Regions from separate parts of the Homo sapiens genome. Here region 1 is linked to region 2. A link is a contact called in ENCODE Hi-C or POLR2A ChIA-PET data. All regions are on one chromosome and are shown on one strand. The core of a region is the stretch at or near the end of the contact, and the rest is flanking DNA. Distances in the headings are between cores, read along the strand shown. Region 1 overlaps GNG7 (G protein subunit gamma 7). Region 2 overlaps GNG7 (G protein subunit gamma 7).

Evidence for each region. A loop is a pair of places that touch in the nucleus more often than their neighbours do. ChIA-PET counts read pairs that join two places held with the same protein, here RNA polymerase II (POLR2A). Pooled maps may share reads with other maps.
Region 1: a loop to region 2 is called in a map of GM12878, with 13 times the contacts of the local background. The contact joins two enhancer-like sites. A Hi-C loop is called at or near these places in 49 of 168 maps with a recorded cell type or tissue (B cell, CD4-positive, alpha-beta T cell, CD4-positive, alpha-beta memory T cell and 35 more), 37 of 37 single-sample maps with no recorded cell type and 48 of 50 pooled maps. POLR2A ChIA-PET finds 5 or more read pairs at or near these places in 41 of 52 experiments (A549, AG04449, AG04450 and 31 more).

The regions. Positions count from the first base shown.
Region 1 is chr19:2,606,136-2,612,594 of GRCh38, forward strand. All of the region lies in intron 2 of GNG7 (G protein subunit gamma 7), which reads right to left. Among named protein-coding and RNA genes, the nearest start is that of MIR7850, 21 kb to the right of the region's middle. RefSeq lists enhancers at 1,182-2,036, 1,907-2,476, 2,037-2,890, 2,717-2,856, 3,367-3,506 and a silencer at 4,839-4,918. Within about 2 kb of position 4,921, at least 28 of the 41 ENCODE cell types and tissues checked have a DNase peak (open chromatin) inside an H3K27ac peak, as active enhancers do; they include B cell, GM12878 and OCI-LY7, where a contact is called at or near this core.
Region 2 is chr19:2,558,656-2,565,882 of GRCh38, forward strand. The region is part of intron 2 of GNG7 (G protein subunit gamma 7); the gene reads right to left. Among named protein-coding and RNA genes, the nearest start is that of MIR7850, 68 kb to the right of the region's middle. RefSeq lists enhancers at 1,061-1,561, 3,980-4,069. Within about 2 kb of position 3,341, at least 7 of the 41 ENCODE cell types and tissues checked have a DNase peak (open chromatin) inside an H3K27ac peak, as active enhancers do; they include B cell, GM12878 and OCI-LY7, where a contact is called at or near this core.

The DNA of each region.
Region 1 (6,459 bases), core at 3,671-6,170, 49 kb after region 2:
TGGGAGGCCGAGGTGGGTGGATTGCTTGAGCCCAGGAGTTTGAGACCAGCCTGGGCAACATAGTGAGATCCCATCTCTACAAAAAATACAAAAATTAGCTGGGCGTGGTGGTGTGCACCTGTAGTCCTTGGGGGGCTGAGGTGGGAGGATCACTTGAGCCCAGGAGTTGGAGGCTACAGTGAGCCGAGATTGCACCACTGCACTCCAACCTGCGTGACAAAGTTAGACTCTGTTTCTGGCCAGGTGCAGTGGCTCATGCCTGTAATCCCAGCACTTTGGGAAACTGAGGTGGGCAGATCACCTGAGGTCAGGAGTTCGAGACCAGCCTGACCAACATGGAGAAACCCCATCTCTACTAAAAATACAAAAATTAGCTGGGTGTGGTGGTGCACGCCTGTAATCCCAGCTATTCAGGAGGCTGAGGCAGCAGAATCGCTTGAACCCGGGAGGTGGAGGTTGCGGTGAGCCAAGATTGTGCCACTGCACTCCAGCCTGGGCAACAAGAGTGAAACTCTGTCTCAAAAAAAAATAATTAATTAATTAATTAATTAATTAATTTAAAAAAAAAGTTAGACCCTGTCTCAAAAATAAAAAGTCAGGATGAGAGAAGGCAGCCAAGGCAAGGAAGACCAATAACATGCTCGGATGGTGCAGTCTCTTTGGAACATTCCAAAACTAAACTGAGAAGGTTCCCATTCTCGGTGATGACAAGTTTCTGGAACTAGATAGATAGTGCTGGTGTTTGCACGCAGTGTTCATGGAAATAATGCCATGGAGTTGCAAACTTTTGAACAGTAAACAAGGGCCGGGCACCGTGGCTCATGCCTGTAATCCCAGCACCTCAGGAGGCCGAGGCGGGGGGATCATTTGAGCCCAGGATTTTGAGACCAGCCTGGGCAACACAGCGAGACCCTGTCTCCACGAAAAATTTAAAAATTAGCTGGGCATGGTGGTGTGTGTCTGTAGTCCCAGCTACTCAAGAGGCTGAGGTGGGAGGATCACTTGAGCCCAGGAGGTTGAGGCTGCAGTGAGCTGTGATCGCACCACTGCACTCCAGCCTGGGCGACAGAGCAAGACCCTGTGTCAAAAAAAAAAAAGAAGGCCAGGTGTGGTGGCTCACACCTGTAATCCCAGCACTTTGGGAGGTCGAGGCAGGCAGATCATCTGAGGTCGGGAGTTCAAGACCAGCCTGGCCAACATGGAGAAACCCTAACATTTTTAGTTTCTACTAAAAATTCAAAAAATTAGCCGAGCATGATGGCAGGCGCCTGTTATCCCAGCTACTTGGGAGGCTGAGGCAGGAGAATTGCTTGAACCTGGGAGGCAGAGGTTGCAGTGAGCCGAGATCGCACCATTGCACTCCAGCCTGGGCGACAAGAGTGAAACTCCATCTCAAAAAGAAAAAAAAAAAGAAAGACTAAAATGGTAAAAAAAAAAAAAAAAAGAAAGAAAGAAAAGAAAAAAGAAAAAGAAATACATATTAGGATGGGGCAAGCTAAACTACATTGTTATGTATTTTAACAACACATAAAACCCACTTGGGGCCAGTCTGCAAGTACCTCCCATGTAGGCTCAGCCTGGCACTTGAACCCCGTGCCCTCCGCCCCCCGCCCCTCCCAGTGGCGTCTCCGCTTCTCACTTCAGAGGCAGAGCTGTCATCGTGGGCACTGGGAAGTAGCCTGCAGTGTCAGCACAGACCGGCGCTCACCAACGACACGGCACGGAGGCTTTCTAGGGAGCAGTCCCCCCAGGACAGCAATACGTTCAGGCGACAGCGACACAGGGCAGCAACAGCGGTTCCCTCCTGGCAGGCAGCCAGACGCACACACGCACGCAGACCACACCATCCAGAAAGTTCACCTGCGACCTGAGACGCAGCTCTTTGAGGGAGATCAGAAGATCAGATGGTATTTGAGAAAAAAAAAAAAAAAAAGGTTAAGCCAAGTCAGTGGGAAGGTGGAGGAAAAAAAAAATAAATAAAGGTTAGGCTGAGGTCGCCGCCCTGCCACTCATGACACAGAGCGTGGCACGTCGGTTTCACACCTAAAAGTCAGAACGATTCACAGGTGGCGAAGCGTGGGTGGAGGAAAAGAGCGGGGATGTCTGAGGAGCAGAAAGACCGAAACGCAAGAGTAATACCTGCTGCGGAGAGGTTCCGCCCACGTGGGATTTGCCCCTGGGAAAAAAAAAAAAAGTCCCCGAAGCCCCTGCAAGGCAAGGCCTGCGGGCTGGAGGGACGGGCTCTTCACACACACGGGAGGACAGAGATCGTCTCTGGAGGTGGGCGCCCCAGCAGGCACACTGACGGCCTCGGTGCAGCTCCCCTGCACCCCCAAATGACGCAGGTCAGTAATCCAGGGACGGGCAGCAGGCTCACGTGTCCCCAGATGCAGGCACACCTGTGCCTCTCGAGTCATCTGCAGAGTCACGAGACCAGCAACCTGGAAACCTGGAGGAGCTCCCCTGGCTGCCACCGGACACCCCAGGGCAAGGGGCCGGGTGCCTCCCGGGCAACCCCCTCTCTCTGCAGCAGGGGATGCAGATGGCAGAGTCTCAAAGGCCTTCCCTGCATGGGGCAGACACGGAGGACACACTCTCCCGGGGTCTGCACTGAGGCTGTCAGGGGGCCTGCTGCGTTCCCCACTCCAGGTAACCCTGTCTGCTGGCACTGAGGGCCTCATCAGACCCCTGCAGGCCTGCAACCACAGCCAAAATCAGTGTGCCTTCTCCAAAGCCACCTTCTGACCCGCTTTTTAAAGAAACTGAGGTAAGGTTTGCATAATGTAAAATTAAGCATTTTAAAGTGAACAATTCAGTGGCATTCAACACATTCACAACGTTGTACAAACATCATGCCTACCTAGTTCTTGTACATTCTCTCTCTCTCTCTCTCTCTCTTTTTTTGTTTTGAGACAGGGTCTCACTCCATCTTCCAGGCTGGAGTGCAGTGGTGCGATCTTGGCTCACCGCAACCTCTGCCTCTCAGGTTCAAGCAATCCTCCTGCCTTAGCCTCCCGAGTAGCTGGGATTACAGGCATGCACCACCACACCTGGCTAATTTTTAATTTTTCGTAGAGATGGGGGTCTCACTATGTTGCCAAGGCTGGTCTTGAACTCCTAGCCTCATGATCCTCCCACCTCAGTGTCCTGTGGAGCTGGGACTACAGGCACGTACCACCCCACCCAGCTAATTTTTGTTTTACACTAAAGTGTTATTTCATCTTGGTCGCTGAGGTTTTTTAGCGCCCCCTTCAATTTTGTGCCCAGTGTGAATACATTGCTTGCCTGACCCTGGTCCTGCCCTGGGATTTGGGAGCCGACAGGTCCGGGTAACAACTGCAGTTTAGCCGCTCACTTGCTGGAGGACCTCAGGCTCTCTTCCGTGAGCCTTATTTTGGCCATTGCTGGAATCCCGTTGTGCAGGACAGCTGGGTGGATTGCAGTGATGTTTGCGCACCACGTCCCGAGTGCCAGAGCAGACAGGGTCCCACCTGTTACCGTCTTGGACTTCCAGCCTCCAGAACCAAGAGAGAGAAGAAATCTCTGTTGCTAAAGCCCTCCTCCAGTCTGTGGCTTGAGGTTACAGAGCCCCAGCAAACCATCACGCTGGGTTAAAGGAACTGGTCCCCAGAGCTCACAGCTGCAGACTGGCCACCGTAGGACAATCCAGTGGGACCTGGGGGTGCCTCTGGGCCATTGGGGGACCCTCGGTGAGCCAGTGAACTCAGTGCACTTCTGGAGCTCCCTGACCACGAGTGAGGAAATTGAACGGTACAGGAAAAGCAGGAGAGCGTGCACCTTAAACGGCCAAGGTCCGTCACTACCACCGAGCACCTGCCAGGCTCCCCACCCAGTGCTCCCAAAAGTAGAGGGCCCCCTCCCTCCCCTAAACTCTCAGAGGTTAGTATCACCGGGTCAAGATGATGACAGCACGGGGAAGCCTCTGGCAAGGGCCTTGCCCCAGGGGACAGCTCAGGTGGCCTCGGATAACATGACAAAGACCTTCTTTATTTATTATTATTATTAATTTTTTATTTTTTTTGGAGACAGGGTCTCACCCTGTCGCCCAGACTGGAGTGCAGTGGTGCAATCATGGCTCACTGCAGCCTCAGCCTCCTGGACTCAAGCAATACTCCTGCCTCAGCCTCCCGAGCAGCTTGGACTATAGGTGTGCACTGCCACACCTGGCTTTTTTTTTTTTAATTTTTATTTATTTATTATTACTTTTTTAAGACAGAGTCTTGCTCTGTCGCCCAGGCTGGAGTGTAGTGGTGTGATCCTGGGTCATTGCAACCTCTGCCTCCTGGGTTCAAGCGATTCTCCTGCCTCAGCCTCCTGAGTAGCTGGGATTACAGGCAACTGCCACCACGCTCAGCTAATTTTTGTGTTTTCAGTAGAGACGGGGTTTCACCATGTTGGCCAGGCTGATCTCAAACTCCTGACCTCAGGTGATCCACCCGCCTCGCAAAGTGGTGGGATTACAGGCATGAGCTATCACGCCCGGCCACTAATTTTTTTATTTTTTAGTAGAGACGGGGTCTTGCTGTCTTGTCCAGGCTGGTCTCAAACTCCTGGGCTTAAGCGATCCTCCCGCCTCAGCCTCCCAAAGTGCTGGGATTGCAGGCACAAGAGACCCTCTTTTATTGTTGCAAGATGCTGACAGGTTTCAGAAGAGGTTTGAACCAAAGCGGCCTCAGGGACCCAGGTGGCCCCTGGGATACGTTTCTCCCAGGCCAGGTTTGGTTTCAGTCGGCCTGAGCGTGCAGACACCTGTCTCCTGGGCACTAAACTTGACACTTTCAGTTCCTATCAGGCGGTGGGGACGAGGGGGCGGGTGGGAGGGGGGGAACGGGCTCACGTGCCAGGCTCGGGGGGGGGGAAGCGTCCTCAACATTCTCAGAAAGGACCACGCCCGGCACCGGCCTTGGATGGCTTCCCTCTCGCAATCTGCTTTCTGGGAAGTGGGCCCCTCGCACCGGGTGCGGCGCCCAGGGTTCCCCGCCACCCCGACCCTTACTAAGCCGCTCAGCCCAGGGATCCAGGGCCCTGGCGAGACAGCCTGGGAGACGCAGAGTGGGAAATGATGACTGGGAGCTGGTATCGCGAATGTCTACACGCAGACTGACTTCAGGGGCGAGGAATTCCGCCTGGCGAGCGTCTAGACTGCGGTGTTTCTGGGACGCTGGGAGCTGGAGCCAGGACAGGTCTCCCGGGAGCTGGTCTGTGCTGCCACCTGCTGGTCATGGCCCGACAGGCGGCCTCGCTGTCACCACTGAGTGAGCTCGAGGTGCCCCGTCCCAGGACCGTGGCAGGAGGGGGTCCCGTCCTGCGTGGGGCTTGAAGGCAGGTGGGCAAGACGGTGCATAGCCCGAATCTATTTAATGATTTATTTGATAATACCATTTAAAAATATCTCTTAGGCCGGGTGCAATGGCTCACGCCTGTAATCCCAGCACTTGGAGAGGCCAAGGTGGGAGGATAACTTGGGCTCAGAAGGTCGAGACCAGCCTGGCCAAGAGAGCAACACCAGGTCTCTACAAAAAATTAAAAATTAGCCGGGCATGCTGGCGGGCGCCTGTAATCCCATCTACTCAGGAGACCGAGGCAGGAGAATCGCTCGAACCGGGGAGGTGGAGGCTGCACTGAGCGTTGATCGCGCCACTGCTCTCCAGCCTGGGCGACAGAGGGAGATTCTGTCTCTAAAAAAATAAAAAGTAAAAGTAAAAGTAAATAAAAATAAAAATCTTTTTTTTTTTTGAGATGGAGTCTCGCTCTGTCACCAGGCTGAAGTGCAGTAGTGTGATCTCAGCTCACTGCAACCTCCGCCTCCCGAGTTTAAGCGATTCTCCTGCTTCAGCCTCCCCAAGTAGCTGGAACTACAGGCACCCGCCACCACGCCCAGCTAATTTTAGTATTTTTAGTAGAGACCGGGTTTCACCATGTTGGCCAGGATGGTCTCGATCTCTCAACCTCGTGATCCGCCTACCCTGGCCTCCCAAAGTGCTGGGACTACAGGTGTGAGCCAGCGCGCCCGGCCAAATCTTTCTTTCTTTTTAATAATTGGATTGACTTTGGTCTACGGTCTCCCCTGGGGCCCCATCCTTCTCTGGGGTGGGGCCATCCTGGGCACTGCAGGGTGCTCAGCAGCATCTCTGACCTCCGCCCACTCCATGCCAGGAGCATCCCAGTTGTGATAACCACACGTCCCCAAACATCGCCCAGTGCCCCCTGGGGGGCAGCATCACCCACATTTAAAAACAGTTCCAGGGTAGCAGCCTGCAAAGAAGGTGTGTCTGGGACCTGGGCATTTCATATCGGGGTGACCCAGCCTGGGAGAGGGGAGGGGCCTCAGTGAGAAGACTGAAGCCAGGACCCCCCCCAGGCAGGACCCAGGCTCCCACGGCACAAAAGCCCCAGGTCCAGGGTTCCTGGAAATGTTTTAAAATCCAGTCGACAAAA
Region 2 (7,227 bases), core at 2,091-4,590:
TCTCCTTATGTGATTCTCAGATTCTGTAAAATGAAGTTATATAACTTTCTTTCCTCTTCTTTCTTTCTTTCTCTTTTCTTTCTTCCTTCCTTTCCTTCTCTTTCTTTCTTTTTTCTTTCTTTCTTCTCTCTCTTTCCTTTTTATTTATTTATTATTTTTTTTGGGACAGGTGTCATTTTGTCACCCAGGATGGAGTGCAATGGCGCGATCTCTGCTCACTGCAACCTCTGCCTCCTGGGCTCAAGCAATTCTCCTGCCTCAGACTCCCAAGTAGCTGGCATTACAGGCATGCACCACCACTCTTGGCTAATTTTTGTATTTTCAGTAGAGACGGGGTTTCACCAACATGGCCAGGCTGGTCTCAAACTCCTGACCTCATGTGATCCACCCACCTTGGCCCCCCCAAAGTGCTGGGATTATAAGCGTGAGCCATCGCGCCCAGCCAGTTATATTCCTTTCATAGTCACAAAGAATATATATATATACACACACACACATATATATACATATACATATATATCCACAGTTGATTAGATTCTCATTATTTGTGGTAGTTCTGTTCTGTGAAGTCACCACAAAAACTGAGTTTGCGAACACAAATCATTACTCCTAGAGAACATTTTTGTAGGGGTAGTTTCCTTTGAGTTTCAGGAAACTTTCCTTTATCTGATCAATACATGACCTGTTCTGTGTGTCTTTTTTTTTTTTTTTTTGGAGACAGGGTCTCGCTCTGTTGCCCAGGCTGGAGTGCAATGGTGCAATCTCAGCTCACTGCAGCCTCAGTCTCCTGGGCTCAAGTGATTCTACTGCCTTGGCCTCCAGAGTAGCTGGGATTACAGGCACCCACCACCATGTCCGGCTAATTTTTTTTTCTCTCAAGATGGAGTTTGGCTCTTGTTGCCCAGGCTGGAGTACAATGGTGGATGTCGGCTCACTGCAACCTCCGCCTCCTGGGTTCAAGCGATTCTCCTGCCTCAGCCTCCCGAGTAGCTGGGATTACAGGCATGCACCGCCATGCCCAGCTAATTTTGCATTTTTAGTAGAGACAGGGTTTCTCCATGTTGGTCAGACTGGTCTCGATCTCTTGACCTCGTGATCCGCCTGCCTCAGCCTCCCAAAGTGCTGGGATTACAGGCGTGAGCCACCGTGCCTGGCTCAAAGGTGTCTTCTTGAATGCCTATCGATGATGTGAGTGTTGAATAGGGCAGCTGCTCTCTCAGTCCTGCCTGAGCAAAGCTTTTCTCACCTACCAGTTCCTCCACGAGGCCCTGAGGGACACGAGAAGGGGCCTCAGCACGATGCCTGGGGCCACTGCAAACAGCAAAATCACCAAAAAGAGCACAAAAACGCAAACCCCGAGGCTCTCGCTAGACAGTAATGAGGGCGTGGTCCACCTAGGAGGGGAAACGGGGAGGCGGAGCGTGGCCTGGGCTCAGGGAACGCACGTCCATGACTCTAATTTCTTGTCTCTCTCTGCGTGTCCAAGGATAAGAGGGAAAGTACCCCAGGCATTGATTTGGGGTTCACAAATACACACCAAGCCGGCGAATTCGCAAATACGGACTCCGTGAATGACAAAGGGGACTACAGTACAAACCCAGCCTGTCCCTCGCGCCCCTAGTGTGCTGAGGGCCTGGCCGTGGCAGGAAGGAAGGGACCGCCTCAGACCCCACATCACCCCATCCCCCAGGTCTGTCTCCCACCGGCCCCCAGGGTCGATTCTCAGGAGAGGAGGTCCGACCTGCTTTAGGGGGCCCAAGCAGGACCCCTTACCTCCACATCTTATTTCTGTGTCCCACCCAGCCCTTCCCTTGAGGCAGTGATTCTCACCTGGGAGTGGCCCTGCTCCCAGGGGACCCTGGGCGGTGGCTGGGGACATTGTGGTTATCCAGACTTGGGGGTGCTCCTGGCATGGGGTAGGCGGACGCTGCGGTGCCCAGGACGGCCCTGCTCCAGAGAAGGATCCAGCCCCGATGTCCACAGGGCCTGGGGGGACCCTGAATTCATTATTTGGAAAAAAGCTGGGCGCGGTGGCTCACGCCTGTCATCCCAGCACTTTGGGAGGCCGAGGTGGGTGGATCACTTGATGTCAGGAGTTCGAGACCAGCCTGACCAACATGGGTAGACCCCGTCTCTACTAAAAATACAAAAATTAGCCAGGCGTGGTGGTGGGTGCCTGTAATCCCAGGTACTCAGGAGGCTGAGGCAGGAGAACTGCCTGAACCTGGGAGGCGGATGTTGCAGTGAGCCGAGATCGTACCATTGCACTCCAGCCTGGGCGACAGAAGGAGACTGTTTCAAAAAAAAAAAAAAAAAAATTATTTGGGAAAACAGTTGAATGCAATTTCTGCTCACAGTAGGCATCAGAATAAGCTCCCGATGGGGCAGACGGTGTGTAAACCAGAGGGATCCCAGCTCCTGGGACTCACCTCCTCTCTCCCTCCCCCATTCAAGGTGTGGATTGCAATGTGTGCAGCCTCCTGGGACCTCAGCAGGGCAGAGGATCATGGGACGCAGAGTCTCTTGGGGGTCCGTGGAATCCCATAACCCAGGGGGGCTCAACCAGGATGATTCTGCTCCCAGGGGATGCTGGGCCATGTCTGGGGACATCTGTGGCTGTCACGACTGGGGGTGCTCCTGGAATGGAGTGGGTGGAGGCCAGGGACGCTGTTCAGCACCCTGCAGTGCCCAGGTTGGCCCAACCCCAGAGAATGACCCAGGCCCCAATATCCACGGTGCCCTGGGGAGACCCTGGTTAGGTCCTGTCACAGTTTTGGTGTCAGCACCACTGCCCTTCTGTGCCCAGGAGGGGCCCTGTCCTCCCCTTGTCCCTTCCTCTCTGCACCCTGGCCTGGGTCTTTGACCCTCCCAGCTCTTAGCACTCTTGGACACACAATCCCCACAAGAGCCTCTCTCAGAAAGATAGAAATGACACTGGTTGGCCGGGCGCAGTGGCTCATTCCTGTAATCCCAGCACTTTGGGAGGCCGAGGCGGGTGGATCACCTGAAGTAGGAGTTCAAGACCAGTCTGCCCAACATGGTGAAACTCCGTCTCTACTAAAAAAAAAAAAAAAAATTAGCTGGGCATAGCGGCAGGCGCCTGTGATCCCAGCTACTCGGGAGGCTGAGGCAGGAGAATCGCTTGAACCTGGGAGGCAGAGGTTGCAGTGAGCCGAGATTGCACCATTGCACTCCAGCCTGGGTGACAAGAGCAAAACTCTGTCTAAAAAAAAAGAAATGACACTGGCTTCTTTCTCTTCTTTGCACTCTGAAAAGCACCTGAGAGCAAAGTGCCCAGCAGAGGCAGCTGCCCCGGGGCGACCCGAGAAACAGGAAACCCTGTTTCTGAGCTTCGCAGGCTCTTCTGGGAGACCAGCGGGTAATCCCCTTCCTCCGACATTTCTCTGAGAAGTCTCTCTGCGTTCTGCTTCTCAGAAAGAAACCAGGGTCCGGGGCAGGCATTCACGCCCTCCACCCACTCAGGGGTTTGCAGTAACACCCTTGGGATCTGCAGGTTCACACAGAGCCAGAGCCGTGAGTCACCGCAGCCCCGGAGCTGCCGGGGTCCCCACCTGCTCAGCCCCAGGAACACACATCTACAGCGGGTTCCTTTTTCTTTTCTTTCTTTTTCTTTCTTTTTTTTTTTGAGACAGAGTCTGGCTCTGTCGCCCAGGCTGGAGTGCAGTGGCGCGATCTCGGCTCACTGCAACCTCCGCCTCCCAGGTTCAAGTGATTCTCCTGCCTCAGCCTCCCAAAGTGCCGGGATTACAGGCGTGAGCCACCGCGCCCCGCTCCTTTTCCTTTTCTTTTAAATGATTAATACTCATGATTTCTGTTCAGCTGAAAGCTACACTCACTTTCAATACCTACAACAGGGTTTTTCCCCCCGGGCACTGTGGACACTGGGGCCAGATCCTTCTCTGGGGTGGGGCCATCCTGGGCACTGCAGGGTGCTGAGCAGTGTCCCTGACCTCCACACACTCCATGCCAGCAGCAGGTGCCCCCAGACATTTACTGAGTGTACCCTGGTCAGGGGGGACAGGATCGCTCCCAGCGTACACTGGAATCTTAGGGGATTCCACAGACCCCCAAGAGACTCTGCGTCCATAATCCTCTGCCCTGCTGAGTTCCCAGAAGGCTGCACACATTGAAATCCACACTCTGAGTGGGGAGGGAGAGAGGATGTGAGTCCCAGGAGCTGCAGTCCCTCTGGTTTACACCATCGGCCCCATCGGGAGTTTATTCTGGTGTCCAGTGTGAGCAAGGGACAGATTCAATCTTTTTCTTTTTCTTTTTTTTTGTTTTTTGAGACAGAGTCTCGCTCTGTCGCCCAGGCTGGAGTGCAGTGGCGTGATCTCGGCTCACTGCAAGCTCCTCCTCCCGGGTTCACGCCATTCTCCTGCCTCAGCCTCCCAAGTAGCTGGGACTACAGGCGCCCACCACCACGCCCAGCTAATTTTTTTTTTGTACTTTTAGTAAAGACGGGGTTTCACCGTGTTAGCCAGGATGGTCTCGATCTCCTGACCTCGCGATCCACCTGCCTCAGCCTCCCAAAGTGCTGGGATTACAGGTGTGAGCCACTGCGTCCGGCCCAGTATTTTTCAAATAATGAACACAGGTCTCTCCCGTTCTGTACTCTGGACATTGGGCCTGGATCATTCTCTGGGGTGGGGCCGTCCTCGGCACTGTAGGCTGCTGAGCAGCGTCCCTGGCCTCCACCCACTCCATGCTGGGAGCACCCCGTAGTCGTGACTACCAGAAATGTCCCCACATTCTACTCAGGATCCTAAGAGAACCACTCCCAAGCATTATTGAGGTCACACTTTTTTTTGTTTTTGTTTTGAGATAGGTTTCATTTCTGTCGCCCAGGCTGGAGTGCAGTGGCACGATCTTGGCTCACTGCAACCTCTGACTCCCGGGTTCAAGTGATTCTCCTGCCTCAGCCTCCCTATAGTAGTTGGAACTACGGGTGTGCACCACCACGCCTGGCTAATTTTGGAATTTTTAGTAGAGATGGGGTTTCGCCATGTTGCCCAGGCTGGTCTTGAACTCCTGACCTCAAGTGATCTGCCCACCTCGGCCTCCCAAAGTGCTGGGATAATAGGCATGAGCCACCGCGCCCGGCCCAGGTCACACCTTTGAACACTTCAGTGGGCTCATTTTATGTGTGAATTTTTAGCCTAATTGTGAACTGTTGAGTTATTTAAACCTTCGCACCCAAACTTCCTTGGTCCAGAGAGGATTTGAAGCTCATACATAAACAACACAGCAGCATTGCAAATCAAGGAATGGAGGAGACGGTGAAGGTGGTATTTGGGGGTGTTGGGTGGGGTGGGAGAAACAGCAGGGAAAAATCAAAGGATGGTTAGCCAATGAGAATGGTGTTCGTGTGTGTAAGGGCAGGCTCCTAAACAGGAGTGTAGCTAATTTTCAACTCAAGAAAAAGAATGTGTATTGAATGCAGTGGGTTGAATAGTGTCCCGCAAAAGCTCACGTCCTCCTGGAAGCTTGGCACGTAACCTTCTCAGAGATGGGGTCTCTGCAGATGGAAGATGATACGGATCTTGGGATGAAATCATCATCCTGTTTGTAGGGTGGGCCCTAAATCCAATGACTGGTGTCCTTTTAAGAAGGAGAGACACAGGCTGAGATTGGTGGCTCACACCTGTAAACCCAGAACTTTGGGAGGCCGAGGCGGGAGGATCGCTTGAGGCCAGGAGTTCGAGACCAGCCTGGCCAACGTGGTGAAACCCCATCTCTACCAAAAATACAAAAATTAGCCAGGCATGGTGGCGTGCACCTGTACCACTCGGGAGGCGGAGGCACGAGAATTGCTTGAACCCAAGAGGCGGAGGTTGCAATGAGCCAAGATGGTGCCACCGCACTCCAGCCTGGGTGACAGAGCAAGACTCTGTCTCAAAACAGACAAACAAACACCAAGAAGGAGAGATTTAGAGATGCAGAGGAGAGGACATGGCTGTGTGGAGATGGAGGCAGAGACTGGGGTGACACGGCCACAAGCCAGACTCCTAGAGCCCCCAGAAGCTGGGAGAGGCCGGAAGGACCCTGCCCCTGGAGTCTCTGGAGGGAGCCTAGCCCTGCAGACACCTTGATCTCAGACTTCTGGCCTCCAAAAGTAGGAGAGGAGACTGTCACAAAATGTCTGTTATTTAAAGCCCCGCAATCTGTAATAATTTGCATGGCACTCTAGGAAATGAATACATTGGTCATTTAAAAAAAAAAAAAAGAATCAGGCCAGATGCGGTGGCTCATGCCTGCAATCCCAGCACTCTGGGAGGCTGAGGCAGGAGGACCACTTGAGACTAGGAGGTTGAGACCACTCTGGTCAACACAGTGAGACCCTGTCTTGAAATGGAATGAAATGAAATAAATACAATAAAATATCCGCTAAGCTTCTGTGTCTCCCTGTAGCCATGACAACAGAAGACCCTGAGGTGGAGAAGATGACGCCTTCCTGTTGGAATCACGGGCTCAGACTACATGGGGAAAACGGAAAACACACGTGCAACCCTCACACAACGTGTGCACCCTGCAGGCTCAAAAACCAAAGCTGTGCCAGGCGCGGTGGCTCACACCTGTCATCCCAGCACTTTGGGAGGCCGAGGCGGGTGGATCATGAGGTCAGGAGATCGAGACCAGCCTGGCCAACATGGTGAAACCCCGTCTCTACTAAAAAAATACAAAAATTAGCTGGACGTGGTGGCACACGCCTGTAATTCCAGCTACTCAGGAGACTGAGGCAAGAGAATCACTTGAACCCGAGAGGCGGAGGTTGCAGTGAGCCGAGATCGTGCCATTGCACTCCAGCCTGGGCAATAGAGAGAGACTCTGTCTCAAAAAAAAAAAAACAAAAACAAAAGCTGTTTGCGTCAAAGGAAGGGTCGGTTAGTTCCTTCCCTCCAGGACTGAATCCATGAGAACTGCAGAAATTTAGGATTAGGAACCAGTTCGCCCAGGGTTCCTAAAACCTGCAATCACTGGGAGAGGCCCATCCCACCCGGAAGAACCTGATTGAGTGGTCTGGGGTGTGCCGGGCACAGGGCAGTTGAGACTCCAGGTGACAGTTACCGGCAGCTCAGGGTGGAGGCTGTGTGAGCCCGGCCGAGTCCTACAGGAAGCGTCTGCAGAGTGTAATGTGCTCAGCGCTTCTGCAGGGGACGGGCGGAATGATGTGTGCAGACATTTTAAACCATGGTAGAGGCCGGG